2 separate regions of the Mus musculus genome follow, and region 1 is linked to region 2. A link is a loop called in an ENCODE intact Hi-C map of the cell type or tissue named here. Cell type or tissue: heart. All regions are shown on one strand. Each heading gives the region's core, and the rest is flanking DNA. Links, peaks and the distances in the headings are about the cores only. Region 1 overlaps Stk3 (serine/threonine kinase 3). Region 2 has its middle 10 kb from the start of Gm22208.

What was found. Hi-C counts contacts between places; a loop is a spot of excess contacts. Peaks named below come from ENCODE experiments on the same cell type or tissue, not always from the same donor. Only the 100,000 strongest peaks of a DNase experiment are listed, where the experiment ranks them.
Region 1: it touches region 2 in a loop (8-fold over the local background); 39 of 42 quality-filtered maps call a loop at or near these places.

Annotation. Positions count from the first base shown.
Region 1 is chr15:34,886,400-34,896,500 of GRCm38, forward strand. All of the region lies in intron 10 of Stk3 (serine/threonine kinase 3), which reads right to left. Among named protein-coding and RNA genes, the nearest start is that of Gm52204, 19 kb to the right of the region's middle. In heart, for the core only: a CTCF peak has its summit at 5,214 (motif pointing left); a DNase peak (open chromatin) is centred at 4,412.
Region 2 is chr15:34,536,651-34,546,751 of GRCm38, forward strand. No RefSeq gene overlaps it. Among named protein-coding and RNA genes, the nearest start is that of Gm22208, 10 kb to the left of the region's middle. In heart, for the core only: a CTCF peak has its summit at 4,501 (motif pointing right); no DNase peak of the experiment used is centred there; H3K27me3 peaks cover 434 bases.

The sequences.
Region 1 (10,101 bases), core at 3,956-6,455, 350 kb after region 2:
GTTTGAGCCACAAAGACCTTGTCAAACGCTGGCTAGGTCGTTGGTACTTCTCACCCAGTACTGAGAGGCCGATACATGAGAGGCTCCAGGGGCTCTGGCTAGCCAGCCAGCCTAGCCAAACTGGCAAGCCCCAGACTAATGAAAGATCCTATTAACACACACACACACACACACACAGGATGGCTCCTGAGGAATGGCAATGTAAATATATGTGCACATGTGTACACACACTCACACACACTCTCACATATACAAACACACACATACACTTATGCAATGTGTTTAAAATTGTTCTGTAACTAGCTGACTAGGCAGCCAAACCTTTGTGGCACCATTACATAAATTTAAAATAGTTTATTTCTCTAATAAATATTTTCATCTGTACCATGCCACATTTCTCTAACATTCTAAAGAATGTGAAGTGCATCCCACTGGCTTCTAGTATTTTTAGTCAAAGTCTAGACAATTATGAATATCAGCCTCATACAAAATGTGAATTTTGCCCCCTTTCCTTAACGTGGGGCATGCCCAGAGCCTTCTGTCCCCTTAAGGTCTCAGTTGTGAGAAGCTGGAGGAGTCACTTTTCTGACAGAGTGGTTATGAGCAGTGGGGGTGGAGTCTGTGCTTGTTCTGGGTGGACTGATTATTCTGTCCACAGAAGAGGCAGATGTGTGTGTGTGTGTTTCATGATGTATTACCACAGTGCCCATTCATATTGGCATGGGGCAAACTAACCCTTGGGGGTTTTGTCTCCTTTGCTCTTGAAGCCACTTGGACGGGCTTATCACCTCTGCCCTTTCTGGGAGCACAGACACAGGAGAGCTTCTCTCTCCAGGAAAGAAAGGGAAGGGGTCTGGGCATGGTGTTCATTCGACTCTTAGCCCACTACACTATGGTCCTGTGATCTTGCAGGCCTTGGCTCAGCCTACAGAAGCTTTGTAATGACCAGTGTGTATGCCAGTGTGTTCTTCAAATGCAGTGTGGTCAGAACCCCGATTTAGTGGCATATAGTGAGTTTACAGGATAGCTCAGCACACAGCTGACGGAGGAAGCAATGCCAGGCTCTCTTTTCTGGAGGCACCACCATTCCCTGTGAACAGCTCCCTCAAGTCACTCTCTTTGAATTTAATCTAGGTAATGCACAAACAAAACAAACACCACAAAACAAAAACAAAATATACCAACTAATTTTCTTCTCTCTCCCTTAGACTGTCAACTTTAAAACTTTAACAGTAAACTTAAGCATTTAATATCCCCAACTGACCCCGCAGCTCCATGATGGAGTGCCTGCCCAGCTGAGAAAGGCAGTTCCTGAGGAAAATGAAACAGATAGGTCTGTGTGGCCCTGCGTGCTGCACTGAGGAGCATTTTGACAGATACCATGGAAGGCTCTTCTCGTCAACAGTGAAAATCCAGACAGTCACCTCACCCTTCGCCTCCTCCAGCAGCCACTTCTCCCTCCTTCTTTATTTGCAAGCATTAATTAGCAATGGAACCCACCCACATCAGAGGCTAACCCTGGGAAACCACCCCTGCAGCCATGAGTGCCTAGTGTTGGGACTAGAGCCTAGAACACTTTCTTTCTTTAGTAGGTCTTTCTTGAATGCACAAAAAGTGGTGTGTTCTTATTACTTGGCAGAACCTGGAACCCTTGCTGTGGACACTAGTGACAAACAATTCTACAGCAACAGAAAGTCCTCTTCAGCACCGTTTTGTATATACATTAATGTAAGGAAATCTATGTTTGGCATCAAGAAGGAAAATTAGCACATGGCTGGCAGGTGAAGGGAAACATTATCTTGGGGAAGTCACAGCATTTGGGGCACACATACCCTATTACACATATATTCTGAATGTCTGATAATAAAGAACATCATTGTTTTAGATGAATGGCTTCTACCAAATATTTTAGAAAGCAGTAACAATATCCTCACTTAACATGCGTTGGCAAGCACAACAGGCAAGGACAGCTCTAGTCATATCACCGAGTGGGTCTATTAATGGAATTTCCTGCTGTGGTGACACCACAATACTTACGATTATTAAAATATATCCATAGCACAACTATGTAAAAAAATTACTTAGGAAAGTCACTTTATAATAAAAATACAGGTCAACCATAATACACAAATCATGAAATTGAGATTGTAATGGATAATTTCTTTCGATAATGTTTTAATCATGAAGCAATACATAAAAATAAACAGGATCCCCTGATATATTAGTTCTGGAGGACTGACACATATAGTTTCTTTAAAATGCAAAATATAGCAAAATATATGACTAAAAACATGAAGTAGATGTCATAGACCAGCATTGTTATTAGTCACACAGCTTAGAAAATGAAATTACTCTTAGTATGGCGTAGTTTGTGGCTGAAATAGTACTTTTAGTTTCCTAGCTATTAACAGATAATGTGAATTCAATTAAAATTCCAAGAGGAGCATAGGGCAAAGGTGTTACATACCTTTAATCCCAGCACTCAGGGAGGCAGAAGTGGCCTGTGAGTTCCAGGCCAGCCTTGTCTACAAAGTGAGTTCTAGGTCAGCCAAGGCTACACAGAGAAACCCTGTCTTGAAAAAACAAAAACAAAGCAAACAAATACTCATAGCCCCCTCTCCCCCCAAAAAAACCCCAAACCAAAAAACAACAACAAAAACCAAAAAAAAAAAAAAAAAAAAAAAACAAACCAAAAACAAAACCAAAAACAAAACAAAACAAAACCCCAAAAACAAAACCACTCCCCAGGAATGGATAGGAGGGTTCTTACAAAAATGTTAAGTACATGGAATATATGCCTAGTTAGTATAACAAGTCTTGGGAAGATCAAAGACAAACCCCCCAACTCCAGGAGAGAGCGTCTCCCCTCGCTCCTTCATTAACATTGTCTAACATATGGCTTAGGGAGCTGGCCCGGTAGGCACCTGCTTGCCATGCAAGCATGAGGACCTGAGCTCAGATTCTCATCACTCATGTAAAAGTTGGGTGATCTAATTCCAGTGCTGGGTGAGGGACACAGCATACTGACAGGCTGATCCCTTGAGCTAGTCTAGTCACATTAGTGAGTCCAGGTTCAGGGAGAGACCCTGCATTAAAAAGAAAGTATGATGGAGGGAAAACATCCAGGAGGGTATAAAATGAGACCAAGGGAACATTACTGTCTTAGGGTCCTATGATCGAGGTATCAACTTCCAAAGGTAACCATCCAAGACTCTAGTCTACGGAGAGGACTATAGTGTCTGTGCACTGAGCCATCCTGTTTGTCATTACTTGTAATAAGCACTCAGCAAACCTCATGCTTGGACCATTATGGTAAACGAATGGGCTGCAAGGACTTTTACAGTGTTTCAATGGAAAAGGTGTGAGTGGGGTAGGGCTTAAACATTCTGGTTTCACTTGGTAGAGCACAAAGCACGAGGGAGTCTGCCTCTAGTATTACCTTTAAAATGAGTACCTCCCCAAATGTCCCCAGAGTCTGTCAGTGCCAGGGCAGTACCAAGCTGACATACCTGGGAGGCCAGGCTCCAGCCAGACACCTGCTTTCTGAGTGGCTTCACAACTACTGTGACAACACAAGCGAGCCCCAGCTGGGGCTCTTCAGAGTGCATCGAATCTCACTTTGCATCTACACACTGCCCTGCCAGGAGACTGTGGTCGTGAGTGGAAACTTGGGGATCAGAATGTGAGCTCTGGTTTGAATAATACACATTAATATGAAGTAGTTTTACTAGTAAATCTTTACATTTTATTTTACAGGATGAAATTTCAGCTTACTCTTTAAAAAGTCCATTTTAATAAGGATTAAGGGGAAATGCATCTGTAATTAGGAAGCAAATGAGAGCCATGCTGTTGGGTTATCTCTGCTGGAATAATAATAACGCAGCTATGCAATACAGAAGTCAACGTGCTCCTGAGGAACTTTCCATGTACAAGTGGCTGGAATATTTTGTTGTTTAAGGAATCGTCTACGCACTGTTTTGTATTCTCAGATAACACTATGTGATCCCCAGTCCCGAGTGATACAGCAGACCAAGCCCTACGTGCCTAACACCTGGAATGAACAGAAGCAGTGAGCAAGAATAGTGTAAAAAAGATGTTCCTTGCCTTTTTTATTTCAGAAGAGGTACAAAACCAAAATAGACAAAATTAAATTTGCTAAGAAACTATTGTTAAACAGAATCATATTCCTTAAAGCCGGTTCACACACACTGCCCTCTCTGGCTATCAGTGTTCTCTTTCAGTTCCACTGGCCCATTTTCTATTAGGGACATTCACACGAGAAAACTTTATCAGCTCCTTCTCTTTTGCCAGAGTGTGTCATGTGTGAGAGGCCCCGAGGCCCACCATCATCAAGCACAGTCTCTGTATCCTCAGCACCTCACTGAAGCCCAGCTGCAGTGCTGACAGGCATGGCTCTGGCTATTGCTTTCTTCCTGCAGATGTGTTAACTGCCTCATTTCATCATCCTCACTACAAAGCCTGCTGCCAGACTGTCCTCTTTCTCACAGTCCACAATGGCTGTCATGTCAGCAGCTGCACCAGGCTATGCTGCTCAAAAAAGGAAGCACTCTTAAATATGAAGGCATCTGTGGGTTTTGTTAACTACCTTCCAATTTTTCAGTCACCCCAAACTGTTTTTCACTGATCTTTTTGCATTCTAAATTATAACAATACCAAACAGGGCACGTGACTCTGCCAGGATGATGGCAGTGGATTTTTCTCTTTCCCTGGGAAATCTCTGCTCTGATCATTCAAATGAGACACTGTTTAGTGGCTCCTAAAGGAGTGGGCTTCTTAGCTAGCTTAGAGCAGAGTGAATAACCTGCTACTATTTTTCGAAAGGCTTTTAAGTCTCATTAAGAAAGTTACTACTGGAAGCCAGTAGAAAGAAGTAAAATTAAACACTCCAACATTACCTGAATTGTATGGAGTGAGTTCTGAGTGAGCAATCCTCAACAGGGTGGAGGTGAGGTCAAACACAGGAGGTGCACACATTTGTGAAGGATGGATACCTCCAGCTGATCGCTGGCTCTTGAGTAGTTAGGAAGACGGGTCCCTTTCAGATTAATGGTTTGTGGAACCGAAGAACATGAAGCCACTGTGCTCCACAGACATGAGCAATTGTTTACTGAAGCCCCCCTCACAACGACAAGGTTTCACTCGGCCTCCATGAGAACATTATGTCTTTGGCTAGCCAGCACCCTCTGCTGCCCATAGTTGGTGCTGCACATCTTCCACCTTTAAGAGAGAAGACCTGCTTTTCTATTTTTAAATTTCACCTTTTTTTTTTTTTTAATTTAGCATTATGTGTTTTGAAACTCTTGTCTAGACCAGAAAGGAATCACCAATAGCATTGATGGGCTGTGTGTAAGGCAGTAAACTATGTATGGATAAGTTTGGCAACTAGGGACTAATAAGCTGTTTCAAGGCTTCAGTGAGAAAGTATCCCTCAGAACGTGTTGGACACTCCCTGGGGAGCCGAGTGAGTGAAAAGACCTGGACGGCATTCGGCTATTTAATGTTTTCAGGCTAGCTCTACAGGAGATATTCTTTTATATGGATTCATGTTACTATGGATATGTCTATACAATGCAGTAGTTACATGAATCAACTGCTTGCCTCCAGCAGACACTGTAATCTTACCTAAGGCAACAGTTTTGTGAAACAGTAAAATACTATAACTTTTGAAAGTTTACAGTTTTAGAAACACCAGAGTTTATTTGAACATTCAGGAGGCTGGAGAGATGGCTCAGCAACCGACACTGGCCGCTCTTCCAGGGTCCCTAGGTTCCATTTCTAGCACCCATAGGACAGATTACAACCCCTGCAACTCCAGTTCCAGAGGATCCCACATCCTCTTGTGGCCTTGATGGGCACTGCACACATATGATTTACACACAGACATGCAGGCAGAACAAGTATTTTATACATAAAATAATCTTTAAAAATGTTAACTTCTCAAGACATGTAGTTATTGAAAGGTAGCCAGAATCTGAACATAGTTAAGGTTAATAACAAAGATACACGGTTTCCACCATAGCGAATGTTTCCATTAGAGGGTTTCACAAAGGCTGTAAATTAGATTCAGTTGTTTTTTTGTTTTTTGTTTTTTTTTTCTTCAGAATGTCAATGGCTCTTAAGTCTAAACAAAATGAATCAATCCATGGCTTCTTCACATCCTAGTGTTTACTCACAGAACCACACAGCGAGGAGATGACAAGTTTATAAATACTTATTTTACAGATACTATTAATGAAGATTAGAATGATTAAGTAACTTCCAGAGATAATTCAATATCCTCAAATGTTTGATTAGATTGGGTCTGCCATCATGAGGGGAGGCAGCAGGGCTTTACTGCATAGCCTGGCATGCTCTTGAACTCAGCAATCCTCCTGTCTGAACCTCTGACTGCAGGAATTACAGGCATGAGTCCGCGTGCCTTTATGCTCTCTATGCTCTGCTCTACAAAGTAAGAGTGACTTTTTTTTTTTTTAAATAAATGCACAGAATTTTACGCTAGAAAATTCAGTTTCACTTTATTTTTGCCTTAACTACAATAAATAATTTAAAATTAATCACTATTGCTAAACTAGCAAAAACACACATAAGGATATAATAAAATCAGAATGTGAAAATTTACAGAAAACAGAGTAAGAACAAGTACATATTATAAAATCCACATTGAGTTGGCAAAATGGCCTAAACATTATAAGATTAAATCAATGACCACACAAAGCACTTAGCATTTTTATAATTCTTTAATTTTGTAAAGTGCTTTCAAAAGTTTATTATTTTTTTATAATTCCTAGGAGAGCACAGGGTGACATAATAGCCTTTTAAAAGACTGAACAAGAATGTTTCTAAAAGGACCATGAAAATAAGCCATTGCCTGGAATAAAGGAAGATATCTCGTAATTCAAATAGCAACACAAAGCTCCAAATTCCTTTTAAATATGAAGCAGTGTCACTTCCCACTGTGTCCCAGCCACATGCCTCACTGGCGTTAGCAGACGACTGCAACCTCCCTGCTTACCTGACAACTGCCTTGGTGTGCTATTCTTCAAAAACTGAAGTACATTTTTTTTCTTGTGTACCATCTAGCTCTCTATTTTATCCTTTACATCAGCAAGAAATACTTTTAGTACCTCACATTTAAAATAAACATATCAAGAAAACGGGGACTGAAGAGCTAGCTGTCTTGGGGGTCGAGAGCTGGCTGAGCTTCCAGAGGACTTGGGTCTATTTTCCAGCAACCCGTGGTTGCTCACAACTGTAGCTAAATCCTGTTCCAGGGGATCCCATGACCTCTTCTGGCTTCTATAGGCACTGAACATAAGTGGTGCATAGATACACATGCAAGCAAAAAAATTGTACATTTAAAATAATAAAATAATTTTTAAAATTTTAAGAAAAACAACTATAGGGCTGGGCGTGAGTGATGGACACCTGGAATTCTGCCCCAGGAGACTGAGATGGGAGTGTACATTCTCTCAGTCTGCATCACAATCAATCAATCAATCAATCAATCAATCCAGCAACCAGTCAATCAAATCAATCTGCCTTCAATCCCACCCACAATTTCAACTGCCACAACGCTGTATTTTATGGTAAGGTCTTTTCTCCAAGCCTCTACCATATTTAAAGGTTACAATGCATGTCATGCTATGTACTGATGGATCCCAATGTGGGCCTCTCGTCTCTCTTCCACCCTCCTGCTCAAGGCCTCTTAAACTCAAGCAGGCTGTTTCCACACACTACTAGCTAGCTTCCCTCCTCCTGTGCTTCCCTCCAATGTATTTTCTAACAGAAGTTAGCTACAATTAAAAAAAAAATCACATGAGCCATATCATGGCCCCTAAAGCTCGTTAGCTAGCTCTTCACTGCATGTAAAACCCTGGCATGGCTATGCACAAATGAAGGCAGCTTTGGTTATATGACTCTTGCCAACATGTGGGTCTTCTTATCGTCATGGTCTCACTTTTAGTTCTTTGTATTCAGCAAAGCTCCCTCTCCACTGAGCTATCAGTTAAATGTTCCAAAACTTAAGAAGTTAGAATCAATGATCACATTCTTTTCCTTGATGAAAATGTACCTGCACTTTTCCTACCTTGGCTCCAAGTTGTTTTAACACTGTTCCCTTTGAAGTTCTACTCATTTTTTGGACTGAAATTAAGTGGACGCCATCAAGTCTTCTTGGTCAAGTGGTCTCTATAAACGGAGTGAGTTACTTTTCCTCTATGCACCTAAAGGCCTACGGCTGTGTTACAGTGTGCTGTTGTACCTGCTACCCCAGGACTGTACAATGTGAGATCCAAGCACAAGGCTGCCCTTGACCTTCAGATTTCAGCATTTAGTATTTAACAACTTTTTGGTCAAATAAATAAGAATTCAGAAAAAAGCACAACTCGTTTGAGTATTGCAAACCTCTAAAATTGTTTATTTAATCTATAATGAATTTTCATTTGAATGTCTTTGTCTTTTGTACTGGGATTAGACATACTTCTTTAAGCCCCCTACAAAGTGCTCTACACTGAGTTGGGTCAGCAGCATGCTTTTCAGTTCTTACACTTGAGACAGGGTCTCACTAAATTGTCTAGGCTGGTTTTGAACTCACTTTATAATTCTGATGGGCCTTGATTTGTAATTCCTCTACCTTAGTCTCTGGAGCAGCTAGAATCACATCCCCACATCTCCAGGCCTGGTTTCTGATTCTTTTCTGAGGTAAAATTTTTGTCTCCCTCAGACACTGAAAAGCTTTAATTCTTAAAGAGCCCACATTTTATTCTTGTGTTAATACATACATATATATAAATTGTGAGTGAAGATATCCTTCAAAGCCAGAACAGGGCAGCAGACGGCCAGAGCTGTGGTTACAGGTGGCTGTGAGCTGCACAATGAGTGCTCAGAACCAAACTAGGGTCCTCTGCAAAGGCAGTAGTTTCTATTAACTGCTGGGCCATCTCTCCAGCCTTCCTTCCTTCCTTCCTTCCTTCCTTCATTCATTCATTCATTCATATTAAGAACTGACTATCTTTTATCTATCTACTGATCTATGTATCTATCTATCAGAGTTGACTATCCAGGGAAAAACAGGAGTTACTATTCCAGTAAGAGTAGATACTAACTGGTGTGACACTCATCCACAATCTGTTAATTTATTAGTTACATTTCCTTAAAAAATATTCTTTTTACCTATTTATTAGCACTGATCACCATTATCATGCATTTAAAGATATTAAAAGGCAATACTATATTAATCATTAAAGATCTTACTGCGGAGTTCTCTAAAATCTAAGTACTTTGAATGAGAAATGCCTTACACAAGCCTTATTAGGAACCACTACTCATATGGTTGATACCTTAATGCTGGATAGAAAGCAGAAACGTTGAAGGCCCTCAGGTTCATGTGCCCAGGAGATCTGTGGCTAAAAAGTTTGTATGACCTTGATCAGAAGCATCAATAACTAAATACAGAACAGAGAACCCATTTATAAGAAAGTGGGCAGAGGCATTAGTGGGAGCTGTGCCCTATTTTATCCTCAACCCCACCCTCACCCCAGTTCTTAAACACAATGCCAGCAACTTAAAGGTCCAATACAACAGATATTCACCAGACTGCTGAGAATTTTGTTAAAGAATTTTGCTCTTTAGAGACAGAGTCTCAGAAAGGCCAGGCTATTGTATAACCTCGAAGTCCTGATTGTCCCACTCCCACCTCCCACATGCTGAGATTATAGCCATGCACCTTGCTTTATTGTGATTAACATTGTGTGTGTGTGTGTGTGTGTGTGTGTGTGTGTGTGGGAAGGTTAATGCTTTCCTTATGTGTCTTAGTCAGTGTTCTATAACTGTGAAGAGACACATGACCCCAGCACTGCTTATAATGGAAAGCATTTGATTGGGCTTACTTACAGTTTCAGGTGGTTAGACTATTATCATCATGCTGGAGAGAAGGGTGGCATGCAGGCAGACATGGTAGCTGAAAGTTCTACAGCTGGATCAGAAGGCAGCAGGAAGAGAAAGCCACTGGGCCTGGCTTGGGCTTTTGACACCTCAGAGCCCACCCTCAGTGACACACTTCCTTCGACAAGGCCACAGCTC
Region 2 (10,101 bases), core at 3,067-5,566:
TATGTGTTTCTGTGTGTTTGTGCGTGCATGTGTGGCTCACGTGTTGATGTCAGAAGACAATTTCAGGAGTCACTTCTCTGTGAGATGTGGGGGTTGAGCTCAGGCTTTCAGGCTCACTGCACAGATGCTCTTACTGACTATCTTGCTAGCCCATGGGCTCTCTGAATCTTGAAGATGTCTAGAAAAGAAATAATGGAAACTGTCTTATATAAAGTGTAATGCCTGCTCACAGTATCCAGCCAGTCGAACAGAGCAGAAGGCTTCAGTGACAGTGCCCTCTCTTCCTTTCCACTCTTATTTTTATTGAAGTCACTTATTAACCTTTTGCTTTCTTTTCTCTAAGGCAAACAAACTAGCCTTATGTCTTTAGCTTTCCTTCAGCAGAGGAATCTTCATTGACCCCGTTCTTATAAGCCTGCGGTTGTCCTGGAGACTGTTCATTTTCTGGCCCCTAGCATCCAACTTCTATGGGAGATCAGAAGGAAGCCCCAAGGACAAGTTTTACCTGTTCTCAAGACATTACAACAGGAAAAGATGCCCAAAAGTAGGCCAGGAAAATATGAGATAGAGCCCTCCAGGTCAAGATGACAATGTTCTGTTGTTCTGTTGTATCTTTTGCAGAGCTATGTGAGTGTGCCTGAGTGTGTGTGTGTGGTATGTGCGTGTGTGTGACTTCTTGAGGTGGACTCTGGAACAAGCCCTAGCAGCTGGCATGTGCATTCTGATGTCAGTTTTGCCAGACGCAGAGCTGTAGCTGTCAGGGGTCCAGCAGATTTCCCGATCAAGGGACCTGTCTGTGCCATCTGTGACTACTTCCCACTGTATAGCCACAATGGTCATTAGGAAGGTAGCCCCAGGACCATCACTTGGTCAGAAAATGATAAGCTGGAGTTACCCTGCTGGCCTTGGACTAGCTGTGCGAGGCACTAGTTCTTGCCCAGCTTGCTTGCAGCTTCCACCCACCCCATTTTCTTCTCTTCTGGCTCAGTTGCTTCCCTGTGGGCTTTTTTCTGTTTCTCAGTGAGATGGGGGATGCTAGAGAACAGACTCCGATAGGCTTATGTTCCTGGGATCAGCAGCCTCAGCAATGGGGACTTAGAATCTCAGGTGCCATTCCCAGACCTAGAGGAAACCAAGCATCTGGACCAGATCCTTGAGTGTGATTCCCACAGGCAGGAATGTTCCAGGGCCGTTCACAGAGTCCCAGGTGTCCAAACACTGCTACCACACCACCCTGCTATCACCAGAGCTCCTGGGCACTTGCCAAAGGCACACATTTCTGAGCATCAGCCTCCAGAGAGCCCAGCTGCGCCAGGCCTGTGGGTGGCCAGCAGTTTGTGGTTTCATTAGCTCTGGGGGTGATTTTGTGGGGTGTCATCAGAATCACCAGGCTAGACCATCTTCTGAGTATTCTCTACTCCAGGGATTCTGATATTTTTGCCCTTGACACTCTTGGGATGTTAGAAACCAAGGCAAGATGTTTGTTTGTTTGTTTATTTGTTTGTTTTACATGCAGAGGCTGAGGTTCTAGACTACTGTGTGCCTTTTCTCCCCACATCCCTCAGTAGGCCTTGATTTCTAGGTGCTGGCTGTTGAAGAGTCTGGTCTTTCCCCAGCATCTTACAGGCATCTGCCATGTGGCTCCCATGGCTCCCACACTGGGGAGCCAGCTGAATAAGTTTTGGTGGACTGGGGGTGACCAGATGTTAGGGTACTCAGAGTTGAGCTGCAGCATCTTGACTCTCGGGTGTTGCTTTTGAGCAAAATGTCAGTGTCTGCTGTATCTGGTCTTCCCAAATGCTCCTGTCATGTTAGTCATCTGTACCATATCTCCAGAAGCCCATGTGGATGCTAAGAAAGGATGCTCAACCAAGGCTCCAGTCCTGGGCCCTTGGTTGGCTATCTTGAGGTTGCAGGTCTTCAAAGTGGAGGGTGGACCTAGTGGGTGATGAAGCAGCTGGCCAGAGCTGTAGATCACCTGGGGGAGAAAGGGAGATAGGAGACTTCCAGGGCATCCTGCCAGGCCAGAAGTTAAGAAGTAGCAGGAGACTCCAAACCAGAACAAAGATTCCCTTAGAAGCCACTTCAGGGTTGGGCAGCTTCAGACTTCATCTCCCAAGCTTCTCTGAGCCCACTGCTTGAGGTCTGTCTGTGGGCCCTGTCTTTGAAAGGGGGGAAGGTAGGAGTTACTTCTTATGTTGGGGAAGAGCTTGGTTCCTGATATACTAGTCAGTTCATTTACCCGCCTTTCTCCCACATGAGGAGCTACACAGCCGCTGGAGAGTTTTACTTTTCTACTGCCAACTCTGTTTTCTACTGACAACTCTTTGACTCTGTTCCACTCCACCTAGAGGCTGGGGAGGAGGTGGCTGTGATCTGAGCCCTCTCTATGTTCCCAGGTAGAATTTAGGCACAATTTTATAAGTCAGGTGGAGGTGTCTACCAAACTGTATTGACCATAGAAACAAGCTCAAACACGACCTTGAACAAGAGTCCCCAAACCCAGCATGCGGCTTTTACAGAGCCACCCAGGACTCTTCACTTCTCTCATTCTCAGTGGGGAAACAAAACATCAGTCCTGCCAGCGTGGCGTGGAGTAGATCTGCAGGCTTCCAGCGACCTCACTCAGGCACTAGTTTGTCAAAAGTGGAACACTAGGCTTGTGATCCATGTCATACAACCACACTCTCATCAAGACTCCCATTTTCCTTTCTAGATGAGGAAGCCAACACGGAGAGAGGCCACTGACCAGCCAGCCAGTAGGAAACAGAACTCAGGCTGTCCTAAGTCACACACACACATTGTGAGATTTACCAGGCTTTCTACATCAGAGTCATGCAGGTGCTCCAAAGCACACGAGAGTCACACACTGCCTTGTGTCGAAATTGCTCAAGCTTTGGCGGCCAGAGAAGACAGTTTAGGAGTCCGGTGCTCAGGCTGTCGGGGGAATCTGGCTTCCTTTGTCCTGGGGTTGCTTTGGAGAGCCACGGAATCCTGATAGATTTATTTTCTTTGCTTTCATTTTGCCTTGATATACTGGTGATATTTATGACTCCAGCACCACCCACATCATTCATCTTGCCCTTGTTAGGTGTGTGTGTGTGAAATGCCTATGATTACGTCTGCCAATTGGCCCACTCATGCTGAAAATATTCGCCAAAACAAGACAATAGCACACAGCCACCTCGTACCCTGAAGGGACGTAAGGTGCTGTGTGGCACCTTCTGAACCCTGCACTCCCTGGAGCTGTAGCCTCTGCTCATGCCCTACCCAGTGTGGGTCTTCTGGGCCAATAATCACTGTAGTCTTCTAATCTTGTCCATAAATCACGGGCCTGGCTTCCAGGCCTTTGTGGACATTGTTACTGGATTCTAGCAGGGATTAAGTTCCTGCTCATGTGATAGAACCCAGCCAGCCTTTCCATCTGTCACCAGTCCTTTCCAGGGTTCTGGTTCTTTGCTGGTCACCTGGGACCCTCACTGCAGATAGTTAGGGAGCACTCGAAGGGTATAGATTATGGGATGACAAGATGTCAGCCTGGGCAGGTGATTTGGATTCTCTTGTCCCACCTGGACATGGAAGAAGCTGTGTCCTAGAGAGTGGACAGCATGTGTCTAAGTCACTTAGCCACATAACACAGCTTCTGTGTATGAATTGAAGCCAGAACCTCCTGACGCAGTGGGCACTCCTCAGGACCAGGGTTTGGAAAACATGTGCCTTCTTCCGTCGAGAGGATTGCTCACCCATAGTAGATGTGAGCTGTAAACTGTGCTAGATTTGGATCTTTGTCATTCTTTCTTCCTCTTTGGATCATTTCAACTTTCTCCCAGTGGGTCTGCAACTCAAGGGGCAGAACTTTCAAAGACCTACTTGGGATGACGGCAAGATCCATAAAGATGGGCTTTAAACCCCGCCCTTTTCAGACTGAAGGACCTTGGGGGAAGTTACTTAAGCCCTCAGGTCCTCAGTGTCCTTGTCAACAATGGAGATGGCACTAAGGCTCCCTTCATCCCCCTCGCTGAGCTGAGATAGAATAACAGAAACTTAAGTGCCTTGTGTTTATATTTGCTAAGTGCTTGCATGTGCCTGCCAGGGAGCTTTAGCGTAGTTTATATGGATTATTTATTTTAATCCCCATAGCAATTCTGTAAGCTGTGCAATCTCTTATTTTGCAGAAAGGCTGCAAAAGATGCTTCACTGAGCAAGTCCACCGAAACAAAGTGATTGTCTAGGGCAGCACAGCAAGAGAGTGGCACCTAACAGATGGCAGTCACCATCCTGGCCAACATGCTCCTTGGTAAAGGCTTGTCACAGTCCGTCATTTCCCTTTTATCTCTCTCAGATATGACCTCTCATTAGCAATCTGTTGGAAGATGGACACTTAGCACACAAAAGCTAAAATAGATAGTTATTCTGAGATGTTATGGGGTTGAACATGGCCATTTGGGGACCCTCCAGAGTTGTCCACTGAGAACATGCAGTACCCAAGTATAACCACTGGGTGGCAGTATGGACCAACAGTGACACTCCCAGAGGTTCAGTCCCTAGAAATTAAGGGAACTACTAGCCCTGGAGGGATGTTCCCTGGAGCCTTCAGGCAAATGGGAAGGGCAGCTGCTTCTTTAGATTCAATGGCTGTTTGTGGAGCTCCAGCTGCAGACCAGGGCCTACACTCAGAACCAGGAGATGTAAGGTTTGTTGCTGTCCCCAGACACTCTCTTCCATGTGGAAAGGCTCCATCCAAATGATGAGGAAGAAAGTAGGACATTATGCTAGACCTAGAAAAATAAAAATTGAATTTGCTATACTAAGCTCAAAAGAGACGCTAGGTGTTTGACCCTAGATCCTCGCACCTTCTCTAGCTGCTCTCTCCGAAGCAAAAGAGACTAAGAGGATTCAGCCTTTAGGAATGCTCTAATGACCATATCCCATCATTCACAGTTAGTCTCTCTCATCTGCCCCGGGAAGGTTCTTTCAACTTCACACCGCTGCCAGCATTGCTACATGCCTCCACACTGGCCTCTTCCCTTCTGACTCTAACCTCCTGTGTGTACATTTACCACATTATACAGAATGGTCAGTTTACACAAGTGCCTCACTGAACTGACTGAAATGTCACTGGGGGCAGGCAGAGTCCCTGTGCTCAGCACCTACAGCCTGTCAGGAAGCAGGGAATCCCCTGGGCACCCGCTCCATTTAACCGAGTTACTGGATGGAAAAAGGACACACATGTTTTTTTAGCAGTTGTTACCCACCTCAGGCCTGGCACAACCCTGTGCCCTGGCATTATAGATACAGGGATGATGGATACATAGATGCCACGACAGACAGACCTGAAGGTCTCAATGGCTTTACACACCCATAGGACTTAGATAGCTGTCTCCCATCTTGATACTACACCGTCTAGAATATACCTTTCTGAGGCTGCTTTCTGGCTGTCTCTGGCTGCTGTGAATAAACCCCACAGGTTGGTCAGTGGCTTATCAGACACTTATTTCTTATTGTTCTAGAGGCTGGGAGGTTGACGATCACGGTGCTAGCAGACTTGGCTCCTGGTGAGATCCCTCTTCCTAACATTCATACCCTCAATTGTAAGCTATATTACATCCCATTTTGAAGAAAACAGGGAAAGCACACTTACTGCACTGTGTGATTGAACGTTCTGCTCTCTCTCCTTCCTTCCCTTACAGACTTCCCACCCTCATGACCTCACCTGAACCTGACTGCTACCCAAAGGACTCACCACTCAGTGCTACCATGTGGGGTGAGTGTCAGGGCTTCAACGTGTGTGTGCACATGCACTTGTGTACATGCGTGTGCACCCATGTGTGTGCGTGCGTGTGCGTGTATGTGTGTAAAAGCTCACAACCATGTTGTCAGTATCAACTTCAACTTCTATGGAGTGGTTTTAGTCGAGCTGTACAAATCCAGAGGTGATTTGCTTACAGCTAAATCTCCCAAGCTGGCCTTGTTGGCCTTCCAACAACTAAGAAAGCACTGATTTGCCAGTCATTCAAGTGAGCCATCTCGAAAGGGGACCATGCAACCTCTGTTCAGCCTGGATTTAGTGTGTGTGAGTGTGCATGGAAGCCACGATGACCCTGAGTGCCCGGGGTTAGGTGTCATCCTACTTGTTTTCTGAGACAGGGTCTCTCTCTTTCTCTCATATGCAGATTTATATATGCACACATATAAAGAGGGCAGATACAAGTAGTAAAACTAGAAGTTAGACTACAAAAGGGTAAAAATAGGTTTTTTTTTTAAATTAAAAAATGTTTAATAAGGAAGGTGCTGATTACAAACCCCTGCCATTTGGCCACATTATTGTTTAATTCTAGCCGACAATTGCAGTCGAAAGACCTGTTAGTGTTCTGTATAGTGCTGTATGATGCTTGACACATACATGAAACATGCATGACACACACAGCACTGAGTTCAGCATTGTCAAGACTACTCAGTCTTGCTCTAAATATTTCATTTGGCTTAATTTGTGTAATTTACATGCACACTCAGTGACAGGAACACTGTCATTTCTCCATGTTTCTGGGGGAAGAGACTGAGAAACAGAGAGACTTAACAACCAGCCCTCTGTCATACAGACAGTAAGTAGAATGGCTTTTGTGTGTGTGTGTGTGTGTGTGTGACTATTGAGAAGGGTGTTGTTTCCCTAATTTCTTTCTTTCTTTCTTTTAATTAGGTATTTTCTTCATTTACATTTCCAGTGCTATCCCAAAAGTCCCCCATACCCCCCCTCCAATCCTCTACCCACCCACTCCCACTTCTTGGCCCTGGCGTTCCCCTGTACTGAGGCATAAAAAGTTTGCATGACCAATGGGCCTTTCCACTGATGGCCAACTAGGCCATCTTCTGATACCTATGCAGCTAGAGTCAGGAGCTCCAAGGGTACTGGTTAGTTCATATTGTTGTTCCACCCATAGGGTTGCAGATCCCTTTAGCTCCTTGGGTACTTTTTCTAGCTCCTCCATTGGGGGCCCTGTGATCCATCCAATAGCTGATTGTGAGCATCCACTTCTGTGTTTGCTAAAAATAGGTTTTAAGAGAACAGCTGAAGGCAGAAAAAAACCAGAAGAAGACACATAACACGAAAAGACAGTGAACTAGGAGACCTGTGACATGGACAAGACAGTGAACTAGGAGACATGAACATGGAAGAGACACTGAATGGGAGATGTGTGACATGGAAGAGATAGTGAACTAGGAGACATGTGATTCAGAAGAGACAATGAAGTACAGGCCACTGAGGAACGCTGGAAGCCCCCAGTTTGTTCTTCAAGGTATGGTTGAAGGGAATGTTTTTATTGCAGCTATGATGGAGCCTCCAGCCAGAGGCATCTGGAAGAGTCCAGAGCAAGTAAACAAAGTAGTAGACTGAGCAAGGCTAGCAGATTGGATTGGAGGGGTTTAGAGTGAGTGAGCAAGAGAGAGAGAGAGAGAGAGAGAGAGAGAGAGAGAGAGAGAGAGAGAGAGAGAGAGGAGTCAGAGTGTGTGCAGGGTTATGGAAATGAGAGGATGGGGGAGGGAATCTTGTGAGCTGGAGAAGTTTAGGGTAGGGGTCAGGAAGAGCCTGGATGCTAGCTCAGACTCTGTAATAGGTATTTGCAATGCTGAGAGAGCCCAGAGGCCAGCAGGAGTTTTGGTGTGCTAATAGGCACCACACATAGCCATTTGTCCTTCGGTCAGATAAAGAAGTGGCTCCTTTGGTAGAGGAAATTAGGGCACCAGAATTTGGGAGAGTGGAGTTTTCTTTGGACCTGGCATTTTCAGCCTTTTTGTTGATGATAAGGTTCAACGTAATCGCTTATGTAACTGCTTCTTAGGTGATATTAGGGTATGGCGAGGCAGGGTCTGTCTGTCAAATGGCCTGTGTCCTCATGCTTGGGAGGCAGGCAGTTTACTGAGTGGGTTGTCTTTCCCACCCTCCAGCCTAGAGTCTGCAACCTTTGTTGAGTACATCCCTATAACTTCCCCAGGCACTGAGACAGAACTGCCCAGCCAAACTGACCCTCGCTTTCTGACCCACGGAAATGATACAGGCTGATTATGATTGTTGTTCAGGGTTTTACAGTTTGGGGTGATTGGTTACACATAGTGACTTAACTAGTACAGGCAGGGACTTAGGTAGAATTACAGCTGCGCACCCTGGGAGAGCCACAGGGTCTGAGTGTTTGTGCTCCATGCTGCTTCCAGTCCTGCCCCTTTGGCAGCATCGACATTGGCTCCCCATTCCCCATGCCTGGTGTCCCAAGCACTTCCTGGCACCTGCCCCAGCACTGGGTAGGCACAGCAGCCAAGCAGCTCTGCTTGCTCTTAGCACTCTTTCTTGGCTCTCAGGCCCAGCTGGTTTGGGTCTGGACCATAAGGTCACAGATGACTTTCCTCCTCTCAGGAGCTTCTTCATGACGAGGATTTTTTTTTTTTTTTTTTTTTTTTTTTTTTTTGGCCAGGGAAGGACTGAGAGAGAGAGAGACTTTTCTGGCTGGGTGTTAAAGAAAAATGTCTTTTATTTTATTCAATTATTTTATTTTGTGCTTATGTGCAGAATGTTTTGCCTGTATGCATTTATGTGCTCCACATGCATTCCTGGTGTCTTTGGAGGCCATTAAGAGGGGAAGGGATTCCCCTGGGACTGGAGTCATAGATGATTGTGAACTGTGAGATGCCATGTGGGTGACTGGATTGAACCCAAGTCCTCTGGAAGAGTAGACAGTGCTCTTAACAGCTGAGCCACCTCGCTCCCCCACATCAGACTTCAAATCTTTTGAAAAATGTGTTGTTCTTACACTAATCTATGCAAAGAGACCTATTCAACCAGATAGTAAGAGTCTCAAGGGCAGAGATTGTATCTTTTCTATTAATCAATTCAATTAATTAACCATCCATCTATCTACTTGACTATTCTTTCTTTAAATTAGGTATTTTCTTTATTTACATTTCAAATGTTATCCCTTTCCTAGTTTCCCCTCCAAAAACCCCCTCTCCCCTACCCCTCCCTCTGCTCCTTAACACACCCACTCCCATTTTTTGGCCCTGGCATTCCCATATATTGGGGCATAGAAACTTCACAGGACCAAGGGCCTCTCTTCCCATTGATGACCAACTAGGCCATCCTCTGCTACATATACAGCTGGAGCCATGAGTCCCACCATGTGTTTTCTTTGGTTGATGGTTTAGTCCCCTGGGAGCTTTGGGTGTACTGGTTAGTTCATATTGTTGTTCTTCCTATGGGACTGCAAACCCCTTCAACTCCTTGGGTACTTTCTCTAGCTCCTTCATTATGGACCCTGTGCTCTGTTCAATGGTTGGCTGTGAGCATCCACTTCTGTATTTGTCAGGCACTTGCAGAGCCTCTCAGGAGACAGCTTTATCAGGCTCCTGTCAGCAAGCTCTTGTTGGCATCCAAAATAGCGTCTGGGTTTGGTGGTTGTTTATGGGATGGATCCCCAGGTGAGGAAGTCTCTGGATGGTCATTCCTTTAGTCTCTGCTCTGATTTTGTTCCCCCTTCTAAGAAGGATCAAATTATCCACACTTTGGTCTTCCTTCTTGTTGAGTTTCATGTGTTTTTCGAATTGTATCTTGGCTATTCTGAGCTTCTGGGCTAATATCCACTTATCAGTGAGTGCATATCACGTGTGTTCTTTTGTGATTGGGTTACCTCACTTAGGATGCTATCCTCCATGTCCATCCATTTGCCTAGGAATTTCATAAATTCATTGTTTTTAACAGCTGAGTAGTACTCCATTGTGTAAATGTACCACATTTTCTGTATCCATTCCTCTGTTGAGGGACATCTGGGTTCTTTCCAGCTTCTGGCTATTATAAATAAGGCTGCTATGAACATAGTGGAGCATGTGTCCTTCTTACCCGTTGGGACATCTTCTGGATATATGCCCAGGAGAGGTATTGTGGGATCCTCCAGTAGTACTATGTCCAATTTCTTGAGGAGCTGCCAGACTGATTTCCAGAGTGGTTGTACCAGCTTGCAATCTCACTAGCAATGGAGGAGTGTTCCTCTTTCTTCACATCCTCGCCAGCATCTGCTGTCACCTGAGTTTTTGATCTTATCCACTGTGACTGGTGTG